Regions from separate parts of the Homo sapiens genome. Here region 1 is linked to region 2. The links are chromatin contacts, found by Hi-C or POLR2A ChIA-PET in ENCODE. All regions are on one chromosome and are shown on one strand. Each heading gives the region's core, a stretch centred on a gene start or an enhancer-like site at or near the end of the contact. The rest is flanking DNA. Distances are from core to core; before and after follow the strand shown. Region 1 holds the start of MLF2 (myeloid leukemia factor 2). Region 2 holds the start of CHD4-AS1 (CHD4 antisense RNA 1).

Evidence for each region. A loop is a pair of places that touch in the nucleus more often than their neighbours do. ChIA-PET counts read pairs that join two places held with the same protein, here RNA polymerase II (POLR2A). Pooled maps may share reads with other maps.
Region 1: a loop to region 2 is called in a map of CD8-positive, alpha-beta T cell, with 17 times the contacts of the local background. The contact joins the promoter of MLF2 here to the promoter of CHD4-AS1 in region 2. A Hi-C loop is called at or near these places in 3 of 168 maps with a recorded cell type or tissue (B cell, CD8-positive, alpha-beta T cell and naive thymus-derived CD4-positive, alpha-beta T cell), 3 of 37 single-sample maps with no recorded cell type and 13 of 50 pooled maps. POLR2A ChIA-PET finds 5 or more read pairs at or near these places in 9 of 52 experiments (CD4-positive, alpha-beta memory T cell, Caco-2, HEK293 and 6 more).

What each region holds. Positions count from the first base shown.
Region 1 is chr12:6,750,637-6,755,959 of GRCh38, forward strand. It overlaps MLF2 (myeloid leukemia factor 2), which reads right to left and starts at 2,505. Exons shown (of 9, transcript NM_001382226.1): 1 at 2,303-2,505; 2 at 1,649-1,726; 3 at 1,289-1,418; 4 at 1,005-1,040; 5 at 77-130. The coding sequence starts at 1,698. RefSeq lists a silencer at 2,402-2,641 and enhancers at 2,812-2,861, 2,892-3,061.
Region 2 is chr12:6,565,437-6,570,491 of GRCh38, forward strand. CHD4-AS1 (CHD4 antisense RNA 1) reads left to right here and starts at 2,935. Exons shown (of 3, transcript NR_199067.1): 1 at 2,935-4,094. It overlaps NOP2 (NOP2 nucleolar protein), which reads right to left and starts at 2,855. Exons shown (of 16, transcript NM_001258308.2): 1 at 2,771-2,855; 2 at 2,380-2,486; 3 at 1,341-1,386; 4 at 1,093-1,181; 5 at 665-900. The coding sequence starts at 2,482. It overlaps CHD4 (chromodomain helicase DNA binding protein 4), which reads right to left. Exons shown (of 40, transcript NM_001273.5): 40 at 4,646-5,055. RefSeq lists enhancers at 2,705-3,326, 3,150-3,199, 4,867-5,055.

The DNA.
Region 1 (5,323 bases), core at 1,255-3,754, 180 kb after region 2:
CTTGCCTTAGAGGATGCAAGGTGTTGTCAGCCATCACTGAGAGCAAGGCCGGGGAAGGGTATGGGGCAAGTCTCACCATGTTTCCAATCATGTCATTCATCATCCCAAACATGTCCATGAAACCACCCGACTGGAGGAAAGAGATGGAAAACAGAGTCAGGAAAGCAAAGTCAGTGTTCAGAGTTGATCCTGTTTAGGAACCCACAACCCACATGGCTGCACATTTCCTTTCTCTTCTTCCTTCACATCTAGCAAGTTCTCTTTCTCATTCTGTTAAAATAACCAGAATACTCATATTTCTCCTCCTGTGAACTGCTGACCCCTTCCTCAGTCTCTGTGACTGCTGTGATCCAATTTTCCTTCTCCTGCTTGCTATATTCCCCCCATCTTTAGGAAGCAAGCCAAAGTAATGGATTCTAAACTCTAAAGAGGTAAGGCATGAAATTGTTAAAACCTACCAAAAAATCATCTCTAGTTGGCCCTTTAACTGCACTTCCCTCCTCAAAAGAACAAATTTTGCTAGACAATTACATCTTCCTAATGCGTATGAACTTCTAGGAGTACAACAGTTAATAACATCTTTTCTTTTTTTTTTTTTTGAGATGGAGTCTGGCTCTGTTGCCCAGGCTGGAGGGCAGTGGCGCAGTCTCGGCTCACTGCAATCTCCACCTCCCGGATTCAAGAGTAGCTGGGACTACAGGTGTGTGCCACCATGCCTGGCTTTTTTGGTATTTTTAGTAGAGACGGGGTTTCACCATGTTGGCCAGTCTGGTCTCGAACTTCTGACTGCAAGTGATCACCCATCTCGGCCTCCCAACAAGAGTTTAACACCTTTAACCCACAGGGCTCCTAGTACCCAACAGGCTCAGAGCTTTGTGAATGCCATAAAAAGAGAAGATTCTGGGGTTACTCATGAAACTATTCCTAAGAGGCACATTTGGGAATAATATCTAAGGGTAGAGAGTGTGTCTGAGATGGAAGGACACAGGGAGATAAAGACTCACCATTCCCAGCATCCCAAAGGGGGAGACAGCTCCAGCCTACAGGAACACATGAGGAACAGAAATTAGAGACCACATCCTATCTCTTTACAATCCCAAACCAGGCCCATGGCCTCAATTTTTTTCCATCCTCTCAAAAGGGAGTCACAAAGCCCTTTTTCCTGACCCTTTCCCCAACTCCTAGAGCATTTCACTTGCTCAGTTGGCTGTAGTGCAAGAAAATTAAGTGCTTTCCTAACTAACCTCCAACCTTTCTTTGGGTCTCAGGTGTGTCTCAGCATCATTACCTGCTGCATCCGGCGGCTGGCAGGCCTGGTCCCTGGCATGTTGCCATCTGTGATGCTGAGGAAGGGGCTATATCCAAAGCCACCTGACAACATACGGCTCATATGCTGACGGTGAATAGCAAAGGGATCCCTGTGGAGTGAGCACATAGTATGGATGGCAGAAGCGCCAAACTGTCAATCCCTCCACCACCCTGCAAAAAAATACGCACAGAGCAACAGTGGCACCGATGCCTACTTCCTGCTAGGTAGGAGCTAGGTATCCAGCCAGTTCCAACCATTCCTAGCAATGGGAACCCCGATGTCTGCCTGAACTGCTCAGAGACCTGGAGTGGGAGAGCTTGAGGGGGAGGGAATACTCACATCAGGAACATGGGATCCTCAGGCTCCACGTCCCTCATGAAGCGGAACATCCTGATCTCAGCTCCAGGGGGCTCCACACTGGAAAGATATGGAAGCTCAGATACTTGGAGGTGGCCAGGGTTTTGCACACCCACTCAGTGTGGGGACTCTCAGAGCACTGTCCTTTCCAAATCCTGTAACTGACCCCCTAAACTCCAGGGAGACCCTACTCCAGGTGTTCCACACAACCCTCTAGGGAGGGAAGGGCTCTTCAAACCTCTTTCTCAATTAGGGCCATGGAAAATTTTTCCAACCCTCTCGGTTTTTCCCTCCCCCACTCAGAGCCATCCTCTTCCCAAAGCTCTGGCCGGTAGCATACTCTCCCCTCCTCCCGCCGACGACACCGTTCTAGATGAGAATGCCAAGTGCAGGTCCTCCGCCCCATTAATGACCCCAGTCACCCCGCCCCCTCCTTACACTCAGGCCTCCCCCAGGCGGGCCTCACTAAGCCCCCCGCGCCTGTCTGCGACTCCTCTAGCTCCCGCCTCCCCGCCAGGCGAGCAGGAGAGGTAGGCCTGAGCCTCTCCTCTCCCCACCCCGCATCCCGGGCTCCCAGACCCTGCAGCCCCGTGGGCCCGCTCCCGTCCGGGGCTGCCAGCTCTGCCCGAGCCTCACCAGTGCCCGATTCGGGCTCAGCGGCCCATCCGGCCGGTTTCGCTTCCCGGTACGCTGCAGGGTCAGGGTCGCGGCCCGGAACGTGGGGATTGGTCCGGGCTTGAGCTCCTCGGCCTTCCACGCCGCCTCCTCCCACAGCTGCCACCTCCGTACGGCCCCCTCGGCCAACGGAGCCCGAACCTCGGCCAGGCCCGGGCGGAAGTGACGTCACGATAGACCCGCCCACCCGGGGCCGGGCCGTGGGAGCCCCGCCCCCTGGCGCGGGTGGTGAGATGGCTGGGGCCGAGTCCCAGGGGCGCCGGGGCCATGGGCCAAGCTCAGGGGAGCAGAGCCTGAGGCCGAGAGGGGTCCCCTGGGCACGAAGAAGGGGAGCTCATTAGTAACCTCGATTTGGGTTCTGTGGACTGGAAGAGGCTCCCATAAGGCAGGGGAGGAGAAGGAGAAGAGGAATCCATTCTTCGGGAGGGACCGGGTTGGAGGTTGAACCTGGGGGCGCAGTGCAGCACGTTCTCTCTCCCTCCTCAAGGGGAAACTGGAGGACGAGGGGCAGATGCCCCTTGGGGAGAGGCGGGCGCTCTGTGGGCGACGAGGCGGGGCGGATCCCTGGGGGGAGCTTTAAGCCGACTCTACTGGAGAAGCAGTCTACCCTAGAGGGAGGATGGGCAGTTTTCCTGCGGGGGAGGCGCTTGGGCCTGTCCCCGCTTGAGGAGGAGCGTTCCTGGCAGGGCGGAGTCCCCGGAGTGACGCAGAGGAGGTGAAACTCTCCAGCCCAGATCTAGTTCGGGCTTCAGAAAGTCGGATGGGGCAGAGGATCCAGGTTGGGGGGTTGGCCGCCAGATGGCGCTCCTCGGCCAGGCTGGAACCGGAGGCCCTTGAGAACTCGCGTTGGAGAGGGACCTGGACCCTCCCCCGTTACCCATCTGTGAAGGGTTGGACTGGGGAAAGGCTACAGTTCTGAATCTATTAGTTTAATGCCACTCTCCCCTTCCTTTTACTCTAATTCTTGTGTCCTCAAGAGCTCCCAGTCCTGCACTGACCTTTCTTGGTTGCTTTCTTAGGTCAAAGGTCTAAAGTTTGGGGGAACAAAGGAGTGGAGAGCTCAGTTAACCTGGATCACCCAGGGGAGGAGCTAAAACGGGGCCCAGAAGACCTGCCTCCAAGGCCAGAGACTGATACTTTGACATACTAAATGTCTTGCATAAAATCTGGCTCTGCTGGAGAGAAGGGCCTTCCCCTTTGGGGTCAGGGCATTTGGACTGTCTAGGATGGACTTTAACCAGACTCATCCAAACTCCAGCTTTCCCTGGTTCTTTACTCTGGCTTTTAGCCATATTAGTGCTGTGTGGAGTCTGACCCAATGAGAAAGACTTGTTCCCAGTAATTCCCTGGGGGAGAAAGAGGGGGTCCCTGGTGACTCAGGAAAAGGTGCTAGGAACAGGGCTTCTCACGTTTCTTTGGACTTGATCATTATTAAAGAGGAAAAAACAATAATAGAGACAGGGAGCAGAGATAGATAATTAAGATATAAGCTGACAGACTGGCAAGTCAAAGGAAAACAGACAGAATACAAGTAAATTTGTTTTTCATTGCTATTTCTGGGGGAAGAGACTTAGTAAAATCTTCTGTCTTCCAGATCTCTGCACTTCCCACCATGCAACTTCCCCTTATCCTCTTGCCCCAAATGAAAGCAGTTTGACATGTGATCAAGAGTTGTCCCAGTAAAGGTTCTGTGGCTGAAACTTAACTAAAGAGATCCTATCCATTTTTTTTCTTTTGTCCTCTCCTCCTTCTAAAGCAAGTTCTTTATTGTCCAGCCAATCAACAAATGTTTAAGGCCTGGCGCAGTGGCTCACGCCTGTAATCCCAACACTTTGGGAGGCTGAGGCGGGCACATCACAAGATCAGGAGTTCGAGACCAGCCTGACCAACAAAGTGAAATCCAGTCTCTACTAAAAATACAAAAATTAGCTGGGCGTGGTGGCACATGTCTGTAATCCCAGCTACTCAGGAAGCTGAGGCAGGAGAATCGCTTGAACCCAGGAGATGGAGATTGCAGTGAGCCAAGATTGTGCCACTGCACTCCAGCCTGGGCGACAGTGAGACTCCGTCTCAAAACAACAACTACAACAAAAACGAAAATTAGCCGGGCATGGTAGCAAGCACCTGTAATCCCACAAGTAGGCTGAGGCAGGAGAATCACTTGAGCCTGGGAAGTGGAGGTTGCAGTGAGCCGAGATCACGCCATTGCACTCCAGCCTGGGGGATGGAGCGAGACTCTGTTCCAAAAAAAATAAAAATAAAAATAAAAAGCAAATGTTTAATGAGGCCTGGAACTGTCCTAGGTACATTGTATTAAGCATACATACAAAATATAAGACACGGTCTCTGCCAATTGAAGGCATACAGTCTTGTAGCCACCTTTTTCTTTTTTAGTTACCTGTTATCCGTTTTTTTGTTTTTTTTTTAATTAAATTGTAGAGATGGGGAGTTTCATCATGTTGCCCAGGCTGGTCTCAAACTCCTGAGCTCAAGTGATTCGCCCAAACTTGGCCTCCCAAAGTGCTGGGATTACAGACATGAACCACTGTGCTCAGCCACCTGCTATCCTTTACGTACCGCCTTTAGGTGCCTAGAGTCCTTTCTCTTCTTCCTTCCAAAACTTAAGAATCTGCTGGCCAGGCGCGGTAGCTCACGCCTGTAATCCCAGCACTTTGGGAGGCCGAGGTGGTTGGATCACTTGTGGTCAGGAGTTCGAGACTAGCCTGGCCAACCTGGCCAACATGGCAAAACCCTGTCTCTACTAAAAATACAAAAAAATTAGCCAGGCATAGTGGCACGTGCCTGTACTCCCAGCTACTTGGGAGGCTGAGGCATGAGAATCGCTTGAACCCAGCAGCAGAGGTTGCAATGAGCCGAGATCTTGCCACTGCACTCCAGCCTGGGCGACAGAGCAAGGCTCCGTCTCAATAAAAAAAAGAAAAAAAAAAAAGGAAATTGTTGGCCAGGCACAGTGACTCACAC
Region 2 (5,055 bases), core at 1,685-4,184:
TTCAAGCAATTTTCCTGCCTCAGCCTCCCAGGTAGCTGGGATTACAGGCATATACCACCACACCAGCTAATTTTCATATTTTTAGTAGGGATGGGGTTTCGCCATATTGTCCAGGCTGGTCTCGAACTCCGGAGCTCAGGTGATCCGCCCACCTTGGCCTCCCAAAGTGCTAGGATTATAGGCATGAGCCACTGTGCCAGGCCAATTTTTTAATTTTTTGTAGATACGGGATCTCCCTATGTTGCCCAAGCTGGTCTCCAATTCCTGGGCTCAAGCAATCCTCCTGCCTCAGCCTCCCAAAGTGCTGGGATTACAGATGTGAGGCACCATACCCAGCCAAAAGGAACAAATTTTTCAAAGTTCTGAGATAACTGCTTTATAAAAAGTGCATTTCTGTGCCCATCAGTGGAGCACACCATTGTCCACCTTCCCATACCTACACCAAGACAGCCTTCTAGATTTTTTTAAATGCTCTATCCTACAGCTCTTTCAAACTTGTAGTGCACTGGGAGGATATAAGGCAGTAGGGAAACAGTGATGGAGCACAAAAACCCCTTTCCTCTAGTCAGGCTTATCCTTGCCACTAAGAAACAGTCTCAAGAATCTGGGAAAGAAACTAAATAGCAAGGATCCTTCTATGAATGCCCAAAAAGATGAATCTCACCGCTTCACCTTCCTCCTCATCCTCAGAGTTGGAGTCAGCTCCATAGTCATCTACCGTATCAGCATCGTCCTCGGAGCCCCAGAGGTCCCCGTGGTTCACCATACCATCTTCTTCAGAGTCTTCCTCCTCCTCTTCCTCATCACTGCCAGGTGCTGGGCGCTTCTTGCCTCGAGGAGCATTAAATAGGGACTGGGGTCCCTTCTTACCAGCTGTCTGGACAGCTCCTGCAGAGATCCCTAAGGGTTTGAAGAGTCCTGGACTAATGGCAGCCACACATTCCCTGGCCCCACACCCTGGGAGCCTGTACTTTCTACCCCTCAGAATGTCCTTTGGCTGTTCCTTTCACTCCGGAAATGTTTAGCGAGTTCTTCCCTACCCAGGACCCAAAGGGACTCCTCATGTAGCATCCAGCTCTTAGTTTCACGGACCTTTTGGTAGCTTTCCAGGCAATGGTTTGGCCTCAGGAGACTTATTTGTCTTAGGGGCTTCAACAGAGCCCAATCTCCTCTTGGCTGCCCTGAAAAGACACAAGAGATTCAAGGAGTGAAGAAATGGGAAGATACTTCCAGGCTCTGCCATTTCCACCATAGGGAAATGTGAGAGTCTAGAATTAACTCTGTGGTCAAAGATGAGCAGTACCAATTTAACCTACTTAAGTTTTGACACCCACACTTACCTCTTTCGAGCACGACTAGACAGCCTCTTGGAATTTTCGTCACTTACTGTTTAAAAAAGAAAAACGAGGCAGAACAAGTTACAGGGGACATTAAAAATAAATGGGAACGGAAATAAACATGGTAAGAGAATTAGTACACTAATTAAAAGGAGTCCATTTAAATCTCAGCCCTGTTATTATTTAATAACTGTATACAAGTTTCTTTTTTTTTTTTGAAATGGAGTTTCACTCTTGTCTTCCAGGCTGGAGTGCAATGGCGTGATCTCAACTCACTGCAACCTCCTTCTCCCAGATTCAAGCGATTCTATTGCCTCAGCCTCCCATCACCACACCCAGCTAATTGTTGTATTTTTAGTAAAGACAGGGTTTCACCATGTTGGCCAGGCTGGTCTCGAACACTGGACCTCAGGTGATCCACCTGCCTCGGCCTCCCAAAGTGTTTCCTTAATAGTGCCTCTCTCACAGGACTCTAAGATGATTAAGCGATATAACATGACCAACAAGTTTAATACAGTGCCCAGGACTTCCTACTATCTCAATAAACTGCATCCTTTATCCAATGCCCAACACAAACTCCCGGTCCAGTGTTACCTCCCACCAGTCTTCCACACAGTATACTACTACTCGGCATGAAGCAGCCAGATCCGTGCTTTTCCATTTCCACCCCTTCCAAAAGGCAAATCAGTGACTGACCCCTCCCCTTCACTACTTCCTCTTGCTACAATGTTACCCATTTTTCAAAACCCAGCTTAACAAAAACTTTTACAGTTCTGCATGGGCTCCCCCTTCCTCTGAACTCACAATTGTTTTAAATCACACTTTTCCCTTGCATGAATAATAGTTGTGTCCGTGTCTTCACATCTCTACGACCTAAACAGTTCCCTACAATCTAAACGGCTGTTTCATTCATACCTCCTAGTAACTCATACAGAGAAGATTCCACTTAAATATAAAATGAACAGAAACTAAAAAAGAGAAGAGGTTATAATACAGAATACTGCAAAAGCTGAGGGATCAGGAGGCCACAACTAATCCTTACCTGCAGGCAAGAATCTGACGAGTTCTGTCTCGGCACCCTTCTGCTTCCGGGCCTTTCGGCCTGGCCCCCGCTTCTCCTTCGTAGGGTCCAACTTGCGCCCCATGGTACTGTGGCAGGCAGAAATGGGAGAAGGTGGCGTCGCGCGTGTCGGAGGGAACGGCAGAACGCACGCTTGGCGTATTATAGTGGGAAAGGGCACAGCCTCAACTCAGCACCCGCAACTCACTCAGCACTCCCGACTCAGCACCCGCGACTCAAGCACCCCCGCTATCCCCCTGGAGGCCCGACCGAACGCCCTCCCACCTGAAACCCAGGTAGCGCACCCTTCTCCCCACGTCCCAGACCAGGTCAGTGCTGCCACTCTTCGTCCCCCAATTTCCTCTAGACCCACCAGAATGCGGGTTAATGTCCGAGAGTGCCCTTCGGGCGGCCCTCCACGTGCAATCCGGACCTAGCTTTCGGCCGGCACTCGCCACAGAATCGTTCCACGCAGGCGCACGGGTAGCGCTAGCCTCGCGGCCCCGCCTCTTCCTGTTGCGCCTAGTCGGCCGCCGCACCCGGAACTTACGCTCGCCCTGGGAACGCCAGCGGAGCCGGCGGCGGCGAGTAGGGGGCAATTCGAAGGAGACGCGCAGCTTACACCCGCGGCGGGTGGAGGGAGCAATGTGACGAAACCATTGAGCTTGACCGACCTTCCCTCATGGAGTTGGCTTTTAGCCTCACGGCCGGTTTCTGTTGGGTGAAAGCCGCACCTTCTCCTCGAACCAGGGCCCGACATTGGAGCCCTCTCCCTCGCATCCACTGCCCTAGTCCAGCGTCAAGATCACGGAATTCCAGGCTGGGCGCAGTGGCTCACGCCTGTAATCCCAGCACTTTGGGAGGCTGAGGTGGGTGGATCACTTGAGGTCAGGAGTTCGAGACCAGCCTGGCCAATATGGTGAAACCCTGCTTCTACTAAAAATACAAAATTAGCCGGGCGTGGTGGCGGGCGCCTATAATCCCAGCTACTCGAGAGGCTGAGGCAGAATTGCTTGAGCCCGGGAGGCGGAGGTTGCAGTAAGCCGAGATCGTGCCACTTAAGCCTCACCAAGAGCGAAACTCCACCTCAAAAAAAAAAAACAAAAAAACCAGCCGGGCTCGGTGGCTCACGCCTGTAATCCCAGCACTTTGGGAGGTCGAGGCGGGCGGATCACGAGGTCAAGAAATCCGAGACCATCTTGGCCAACCTTGTCTCTATTAAAAATACAAAAATTAGTTGGGCATGGTGGCTGGCGCACGCGTGTAGTCCCAGCTACTCGGGAGGCTGAGGCAGGAGAATCGCTTGAACCCGGGAGGGGGAGGTTGCAGTGAGCTGAGATCGCGCCACTGTACTCCAGCCTGGCAACAAAGCGAGACTCCATCTCAAAACAAACAAACAAAAAAAACCGTGGAATTCCATGCCACTTACCTCCTCCTCTTTGCCCCTTTTTTAAAAATCTTTTTATAGAGACGGGTTGTAGGGGGTGGCGTCTCACTATATTGCCAGGGCTGGTCTAGAACTCCTGGGCTTAAGCGATCCTCCTGCCCCCACCTTTGTGCTGAGATTACAGGCTGTGAGCCACCGTGCCCCGCCCTCCCAGCACCTTCCTTGATGCTGACCCCTGCTCAGCCCCTCAATTAAGGTGCTGCACTGCACCTCATTCGCAGGGGGCCTCTTCGCCGGAACTCGCTTTCAGGTGGGTCTACAATTAGTTGGGAAACAACGGGTTGCAAGGCTGACCTGGTCTGGGACATGAGAAGGGGTGAACTACAAGGGTTTCAAGGTTGGAGGACGTTAGGTCGGGCCTCCGGGGGTGTGGGATTGAGGCTGTGTTCTTCCACAAATTGCATCCCAATTTTGCACAACTTAGCAAGAAAACCCCCCTCAGCCTTCCTAGAAACTAACATTAAGGTAGTGGTTAGGTGTTAAAACCGTTCCATGTACTTCACTGGTTTAACTTGACAACCGTATGAGGTATACATGAGATATCTGCATCCCACCAAAGTTAAACAACTTGCTCAAGGTCACAGAGCCATTAAGCGGCGGTGCCCGCAGTTTTGCAGCCTCTCATTTTCCACAGGTGGAAGTCAACGTTGGCAAGGCACATACTGCACCCACACACAGAACCCAGTTACTCAGTGGGGTATCAGGACACCACGTAGCCCTTAATTTTCAACTATACAGGTGCCAGGCTCCTGCCGCACACACTCATCCACCTGCACCTACACCCACACTGAACCAGAGCACTAAAATACAAGGAAACTTTTATTTTCAATTTTCATCAAGAAATTTGCTGTGGTTTTTTATGCTTTTGGTTTTTTCCTTTTTTTTTTTTTCCACTTTATTTCATTTAGCCGCTCAGTGGCTAGAGCCGCTGGGTTCCTGGTATTAAAAAGATGCCAACAGAGGTAGCTGTGTCTCGCCCAGGGGCCCAGCCCACTCTGAATACCCCCCAAAAAGGAGAAAAGAAAACACAAAATAAACCAACAAAATAAAACCAAAAGGAGGAAAAAATTCAGATCATTTTCTTCAAGCCTGGCAGGAACCCACAACAGTTTGTGTGTAACAGGCGTTACAGTGGGGAGAAGCCAGGGTCCAGAAGGCCAGCCCGCCAGCTCCTGCAGATGGCGCCAGCGCTACTGCTGCATGTCTCTTCT